Regions from separate parts of the Homo sapiens genome. Here region 2 is linked to region 1. The links are chromatin contacts, found by Hi-C or POLR2A ChIA-PET in ENCODE. All regions are on one chromosome and are shown on one strand. Each heading gives the region's core, a stretch centred on a gene start or an enhancer-like site at or near the end of the contact. The rest is flanking DNA. Distances are from core to core; before and after follow the strand shown.

Region 1 (4,208 bases), core at 1,053-3,552:
AGAGGGCACTCGATCAATAGTATTGAATAAATTATGAGTGAAACAGTACAAATGAATGAACGTGGACAGGTCCAATAAGGCTGTTGGATCATAGGCAGTGTAAAGAGGCATGGTTATTTAGTTGGTTAAGTCTCAAGCCCACCGAAGAAGAGTATGTGTTTGTTGCAGGAGTCAAGGGAGCTTTAGGGAAGACTGGGTGGCCTTGGTATCCCAGTGGAGTTGCTTTGAGCAAGGTTTAGTCAAAGGTAGGTTAAGGATATGGCAGGGCAAAAACATCAGGAAGCCAGAGTTTGTCTTTGGAAATTCCAGCCTTTCTTTTCGGGTGATTTCCCCAACCCCTGCTGCAGCAGTCTCTTATTTACTTTGACTCAAACACCGAATTCCCTCCTACTACTCCTTCTCCTTTCTACAACACCAGCTCTCTAGATATTTCTGTTCCTAATTTTTTTTTTTTTTTGTAGAGACAGGTCTCCCTATGGTGTTGCCCAGGCTGGTCTTGAACTCCTAGCCTCAAGTGATCCTCCTGCTTCAGCCTGCCAAAGTGCTGGATTACAGGTGTAAGCCACCTCTGGACATCTTATCTGTGAAATTTTAGGCATTGATCAGTGCAGAAAGAACCATGAACTGCAGGATGTTCTCAGAGACTCTGACATTATGGCCCACAAGAAGCTGCCCACTCAGCTTCTAGTCAGTTAGGTGTGGACTTCATCAATCACAGAATGAAGACTCAGACAGCCTCCCAGGAGGACACAAAGTCAGCCTCAGAGAGGCATGGAGGTGTTAAAGAGGGAAGTGCCTGCTAGAATTTCAGTGGGTTGGATATGCTCTTTAACGATGCACAAATCATAGGTATACATTTTCTGACAATTGGAATCTATTATTACTCTTGAACCAGCTGTTCCCCAGGCTGTTTCCTGTAATGGAAGGGATACTTTGAGTTTATATCTTTTCAATCCTACATCCTCAGAAATCTACACTGATACTAATAAAGGGACTCATTTCTCCTATAAGAACCCCTATGCGAGAAAAGTATGTTTGGGTATTGCCTAATGCACTCATAATAAATATACACAGCCATAAAACAGAGTAAAAGTCCTGGTAAGCCTGTTATTTGCAGTAATTGTAGATTGTGAGTGGACATTTTAAAGAGAAGCTTACAAGTTAGTTGTACTTTCTGGTAGTAATTACCTCCCACAACATGACTCACTTCGGCAGTTTAAATGCAAGAGTTGGGTGTCCCAAAATCAACAGTTTTATAAATAAATCTCTGAATCATGAACTGAATGCATAAATGTTTAAATATTTCTCCTTCTTAATCTGAAAGATAGCTTTAGATTTAAGATATTGCACATATTTTAAATACCTTAGGGGAAAAATAAAAACAAAAAAAGCAAAAAAGGCAATGGATGTCTCTGTACACTGTAGAAAGGCTTTAACTTGGAAGTTGATATCCTCTTTGCAGGAATGAACCTACAGCAACCAGAGTGTTAAGTGGATGTTTTCTTCAATCCAAGAGGGGAGGCTGCTATCAATCTGTTCTAATGCGGCCCATTTGTTTGTTTTTTAAGTAATACTCGCAGGGCAGACTTTTATGGTAATGTAGCAACATTAATGCTTTTAGGTGGGACTCTCCTGCAGTCTCATGGGTAATAGAACATATAACGGAAGAAATGTGGCTGTGTCAGCTTGGAATGCTGCAGAAAGAACAATTCATGCCAGAAGGAGACATTCGGTTTTTTGGAATGCTCACTGAAAGACATTGTGTATCTCAATGAACTTCAGCCTTACAATCAGTGAAGCTTTTTTTTTTTAAACCTGAAAAAAATCACACTCTAAAATTATTAACAGAAACATCATCCACCCCACTAGACTCATTTTTTTGTGAAGTTCTAAAGTTTTATTTATGTCTGGTTAAAAAGGGAACTGTATTAGAAGTCTGTTCTATTCTTGTAACCATGTTTTTCAGAATTTACGATTAATCACCCACATGGATCTAAGAGTAAAATCTGGAGTCAGAATTCTATATCTGTGTTTAAAATATAAAATCACATGTCGATCTACCTATGTTTTTCCCTCTGTTTAAAATAGCAATGTGACAGCCAACTTAGCACTGAATCCTATAGAATGTTCAGTGTCGAAAAAGAACGGCTTCTGCTGGTTTTTTTTTTTTTTTCAGTCCTTTTCTGAATTTGATGTCTATTTTGTTCCCAGTTATTTTCATATCTTCAGCTGCTGCTATTACATTCCCATCTCTTGGAAGGAGCCAGAGCCAGAGAAATACAGGGTTCCTCTGTGGCCAAGGGAAAAATGCCTGCCAAGAATGCTGAACTTCTGGTGAAGGTCACTAAATACTACAAAACGGACTAAGTACAGTAAATAATAATGTTGGTGCACACAAATGAATAGCCAATTGCATTGGCATTTTGTGGGGAAATCTGATATTGTATAATAACACTAGTACATCTAGACATGGAGAAGCTAGTAAAACACCTCCAAAGGGCATGCAGCAATTCTGTGGTTGGACAAGGACCAACCCAAAGCTCAGCGTGTCCCAGAATAATCATCCTGACAAATAACTGGTATCTTTGGTTGCACGTATTAGACCCCTTAGTATCGTAGGCCAGAAACTTTTCACCTGGATCTCATTAAGTTTTTTGTACAGGACGGAAAAACCAGGCTCATAGAGACCATTCTCTTGAGTGCAAAACGATCACCTGTAACTGACTTTCAGACTCCTAGCATGTCAAAAGATGGGGCAAGTTCCTTCCATATAGCTCACTGGAGGTATTTACAGTGCCCAGGATGTTATTTATGGTCTAGGAAGAGTTTGAGTTCTTGGTGGCAGGCAGGGGAGTATAGTTTGAGGGAGATCCATCACATGTCTTTTTCGACACTGAACATTCTATAGGATTCAGTGCTAAGTTGGCTATCACGTGGTTCTCAAGCCACGTTTTGAACAAGAGTAATTTACTGCTAAGTACAAAGCTGTAGGGTACCTTAATAAGCATCTGGGGAGAATATAAGTTGCCTTGATGATGATCAGAAGTGGCTCGGGAGAGGCAGGAGAATGCTAACTGATTCTCTAATCCCCGGGCTCCTATGCCAGGGAATGAGTGAAGTCTTTCCCCCAAAGGCAATAGCAAATCCCTCTGACTTTCAAAACAGTATCATACTGTCTGCATTTTCTCTTTAACTAAGTTAGGTTACCTCACAGGGACTGGTGGTTACATCAGGAGATGGCATTTCTTCATTAAGTTAAGGGGTCCCACCCTCTCCCTTTTATAATACAGCTTTTTGTTGATTTGATCCTAATGGAAGCAAATCCAAGAGAACATAAGGAACATGCCTTTAGGAGTAAATGGAAGAACTTCCTTTTCAAATGGTATTGCTAAGTTCTAGAATGGGAAAACTGGATAACAGAAAGAAGGGTACTTATTCCATATTTACGTTCTCTCGGCATCCCTTCCATTGCTCTGCCAATTGTCCTGCGCTGGCTCTGCCGGGGATCTGACCAGGACCCCATCTGACACCTGGGCATGACACACCATGGAACACTAGGCTCTGAGTCATGTTCAACCCTGAGGTATGTGGAGTGAACTCCCTATGGGGTGAAACTTAAATATAATGAGATATAAGGGCCAGTGAGTGAAACTTAAACCAATGAGTTATGAGGGCCCCCTCTTCCTTGTGGATTGACTGGCTTGAGACGCTGTTCAAATTATCAGAGGATAGCCCTGTAGAAAGAAACAATCAGGTGCACAGAGAAGCAGCCAGTGAGCTAGCACCTTCTTGTTTAGGCTCTACTTTCCCTGCTTCATTCTCTGGGACCCTCTTGGGTGTCTCCTGGGGTTGCACTTCCTAATAACATTAAGCCTTTCGTCTTGGCCTCTACTTTCTGGAGAAGCCAGGCTGACACACTTTCAGAAGGGGAAAAAAATTGCATAGTAGTTCACCTGGAAGAAAAAGCCATCTCAAAAAGTGTTTATTTTATTAAAAGAAGACTGGGTAATGTTGTGTCAATGTAGGTTCAGAGAGGTAACAGATGCATCATTCTGGTGGGAGATGTTGTGGGAGATGTTGGCAGTAGGGGAGGCTGGGTATATATGGGGATGGGGGATATGGGAAATCTCTGTGCCTACCACTCAAATTTTCTTTCAACCTAAAACTGCTCTGAAAAAATAAGGTACATTAAAACAAACGAATGAACA
Region 2 (3,867 bases), core at 298-2,797, 130 kb before region 1:
GTGATATTATACGGATCCCATGAAGGTGGATTTAACACGATAGAAGCCCTTGAATAGTGGTGCTCACCAAAGTGCTAAGGGCAGGAAATGTGAACCCATGCCCAGGATATGGATATGTGCCCATTCAGGTTAAAATTAATTGCTGCATCTTCCAGGGTGGAAGGTATCCAGTGTAGTGAATTTGCCAGAGTGTCCGGTTGGTCTCCTTGAGGTATAGGCTCTACTGGGACCCCAGTATCACTCTCTGCTGCTAGAATGTTAGACATTTGGCAGTAGCAGTGGCTAGAAAAGCTTTGGTAAGCGGGAGCCAATACTGGTGGGCCCATGCATAGCTTCCATACCTGCCACCATGGCTATTCTATTCAGCGCCGGCCCTGGAGTGGATGATGACAGGGACTGCTGTCAACTGGTTAGTCATTTTGTCTACCTGTATGTTTAGTGCCTCTCTTGTGGGTGTTAACATGTGATACAAAGACCTTCAACACTCCTGTAGTCCATGCACGTGTCTCTACTCCAGACCTCCTTGTGGCCAATCTGCCAATCTGTCTCCTACTAGGCCCCTGCCCATTTGGTCAAGCCATTTGGTACTGCCCATAAGTCTGCATATATCACGACCCCAGGCCACTTCTCTTTCAAAACAAAGTGTATGACCAGGGACACCACCATCCACACTGTCTTTTAAGACCACCCTTGAATGGGACTGTAGCACAGTTCCCATTCATTTTCAGCTTGCACGGATGTACAGAGCTGGCCCATCCATGAAGCAAGCTTGAGCTCCTTCCTCTTAGTCAGCTAATCATAAGGGTCTTACATATGGCTGTGGGTGTGAGCTGAGAGGGAAGTGCTGGTACAGTAATAGTGGATGGCTATTGTGCAGCTTGACTGTGCCCTCTGGTCCTGCTTAGGCCTAATCCCAGATGTACCAGTCCAGTCTTACAATGGATTGTTCCAGGGCCTATCCAATGACATGACATAGTGGTTTCGACAGAACCCAGCTCCTGATGGGCTGCTTTGGCCACATGGTCACTTTGTGTCCCATGGTCAGATACTGTGTCTCTATGAGGTCCCCATAGCATGCCAGAACTGTTGTTCAAAGTTGTATAATTCTCGCTGTGGATGGCATAATTTTGTTCCAGGCTTGTTAGTGATTAAACAAATTCAATAAATCATCTCCAAATGAAGACAGTAAAGTTTTTACACTTACTTTTCAAAACCACAATTTTCTCATCATTTTTAAAAAGCTACATCATATAGTAAGAGTATTCAATGTGACTTTGGGACTTTTAGACATGATTTTTTTAAAAAAGGTCTACTCACACCAATCTTTGCTTATTTATATCAAATCCACAAATACAGCAGGATGAAATGAACAAATAAAAAAACTTAGGAGTAAGTTAAAAATATGGCTTGGAAAAATAACACAGGGCCAAGTTAAAGTTAGCAGACAAAAGCACAGGGCCAGAATTCCCAACCAGTTGCTGGATCTGCACTGTAAACTCCATTCTGGGTCCTGCTGTGACTGTTGCCAAGACATCATGACTCAGCACTCTCCCTGAGACCCACCACATGCAACGCAAGGAGACAGGTTACCCCATCACCCATTTCATGCACACACCAGGATGCAGATGCACTCAGTGAAAAGAGGACTGAGCTTTCTGCATTTGGAAAACTGCCTGAGATGGTGGGGGTGTGTGAAGATAGCCTAGGCAGTGTAACTCAATTTAGTTAAAAAAAAAAAAAAAAAAGGCAGCTGGGCGCAGTGGCTCATGCCTGTAATCCCAGCACTTTGGGAGGCCGAGGCGGGCGGATCACGAGGCCAGGAGTTTGAGACCAGCCTGACCAACATGGTGAAACCCTGTCTCTACTAAAAATACAAAAATTAGCCAGGTGTGGTGGCGTGCACCTGTAATCCCAGCTACTCATGAGGCTGAGGCAGGACAATCACTTGAACCCGGGAGGTGGACGTTGCAGTGAATCAAAATCATGCCGCTGCACTCCAGCCTGGGCAACAGAGTGAGATTCCATCTCAAAAAAAAAAAAATATGACTTGAACTTAGTCTTGGTCCTCCGGACAGCAGATCCTGAGACAAACGCTTGAGTGCAAAAATTTATTGGGATGTGTGATCCAGCAAGTAGGAGTAAAAGACAAGACGGATGAAGGACAGAGGATGGAAACCAATACAAGGATGAGTTATTAAGTTGGCCACAGCTCCTGGCGAATGGTTCCTGGCTGTTTCTGGGCTGCCTGAGGAGTTGCATGAAAGATGTTTCAGGGCTGTCCATCTGGGGGAAGAAAGGAAAACATTTATCCATTAGCACTTAGACTCCATTGATCACTCCTGGGTTGGGCAAAATGCATGGGCCCCCGACGGCTTAGAGAAGCTCCAGGGCAGACTCTGGAAGCTCCAGCAGAGGTGTGAGGCAAAGGCATGAGGCAAGGCCCCAGCAGGAAGCTGCTCAGAACCTGCATCAGTAGCTGGAATGAGGGACAAGGGACACCCAAAGGCACTGAGGTCATACCCAAGAGGTGCCTGGTGCACAGTCCAGATTTAAAATTGGTTGCTGCTGGAAAACCATCTTCTTAGAATCTGTTCATCTTTAGCAAATTGCTGATCCCTAAGTAATGACCCCTGTAAGAGTTAAGTAATGTCAGCAGGATACTTGTTTCAAGCACCATTCCATCCATGAACAGAGCCAGCATTTGCAAGTATGTTCTTTGCTTCCTGTGTCAAAATATGAAGCTTTCATGAATGCTCCAGAGATTATATCTGAAAACAGATTTACTCCAGACATCTAGTCTAGCACATGCGGCCCAACTTAATGTCCTATAGAGATAATAAAGAGTTGAAAGAATAAAACTGTTCATTTTATACACATAGGTAAGAAACCATATCTCCACTCATTTTCAGAGCATCTTTGACTTTCCAGAAGCAACTTTCTTTTAGGCTGGGTGGTTTAAATACAGTTTGAAAATAATGTGAATTTTCACACTGTGTTCTCATATAAGGCCCCTGAAAATTTTTCTTCTCTGAAAATACAATATTGACTCTTTTATGGCCAAATTAAGCTACAACAAATAAGGTACGATTCTATTTTCCTTTTCACTGTAAACAGTCTCTATTGTTTAAAATAATATGGTCCTCTGGAGGCCAAGGTGGGAGGGTTGCTTGAGGCCAAGAGTTTAAACCCAGCCTGGGCAACATAGCAAGACACCCATCTCTACAAAATGTTAAAAAATTAGCCAAGTATGGTGGTGTACACCTGTAGTCCCAGCTAATAAGGAGGCTGAGGAAGGAGAATCACTTGAGCCCAGGAGTTCAAGGCTGCACTGAGCTATGATTGCACCACTGCACTCCAGCCTGGGCAACAGAGCCAGACCCTGTATCCAAAAAAAAAAAAAAAAAAAGAAATGCTTCTCTGGCTCATAAACCTATTGCTGAGAAATTTGCCACTGGCTATTAAGCCAATCCTTGGAAAACTAATTGTAAACAAAGTGTTTTGGATCTTGCTACACAGCTGCTCAACTCTTCTATTTGAGAATGAAGTGTAATGAAATTACAACTTAAACTTATTGAGAGGAAGAGCTCAGTAATGCTGTTGAAGACTTGGAATCCTTCTAGCTGGAAAAGCAACAAATAGCCAAGGCGCAGAAGGCTTCACTCAAGCTCAAAGGCAGCAAGCAGAGAAAACCTAGTCCCTCGGGCTATCAGCCACTGTGATCCCTCTCCATTAATACACCAGGCTTAATTAGTTAAATTAACCTATTAGAGGTTGGATATTTATTTTTTAATTAACCAATTATTAGCAATTTAAATAAAATTTATATCTACCATGAGAATTCTACGTGCCTATAAGAGCTTTTAACGT

Evidence for each region. A loop is a pair of places that touch in the nucleus more often than their neighbours do. ChIA-PET counts read pairs that join two places held with the same protein, here RNA polymerase II (POLR2A). Pooled maps may share reads with other maps.
Region 2: a loop to region 1 is called in a map of ascending aorta, with 2.0 times the contacts of the local background. The contact joins two enhancer-like sites. A Hi-C loop is called at or near these places in 2 of 168 maps with a recorded cell type or tissue (aorta and ascending aorta) and 4 of 50 pooled maps. POLR2A ChIA-PET finds 5 or more read pairs at or near these places in 6 of 52 experiments (BJ, Caco-2, HEK293T and 3 more).

Annotation. Positions count from the first base shown.
Region 1 is chr10:31,260,534-31,264,741 of GRCh38, forward strand. It overlaps LINC02664 (long intergenic non-protein coding RNA 2664), which reads left to right. Exons shown (of 3, transcript NR_134478.1): 3 at 462-1,019. Among named protein-coding and RNA genes, the nearest start is that of ZEB1-AS1, 56 kb to the right of the region's middle. Within about 2 kb of position 2,303, at least 4 of the 41 ENCODE cell types and tissues checked have a DNase peak (open chromatin) inside an H3K27ac peak, as active enhancers do; they include IMR-90 and ascending aorta, where a contact is called at or near this core.
Region 2 is chr10:31,127,889-31,131,755 of GRCh38, forward strand. The region is part of intron 2 of LOC105376481 (a long non-coding RNA gene); the gene reads left to right. LOC105376482 (a long non-coding RNA gene) reads right to left here. Exons shown (of 4, transcript XR_001747412.2): 3 at 2,521-2,630; 4 at 2,095-2,283. Among named protein-coding and RNA genes, the nearest start is that of LINC02664, 58 kb to the right of the region's middle. Within about 2 kb of position 1,548, at least 7 of the 41 ENCODE cell types and tissues checked have a DNase peak (open chromatin) inside an H3K27ac peak, as active enhancers do; they include IMR-90 and ascending aorta, where a contact is called at or near this core.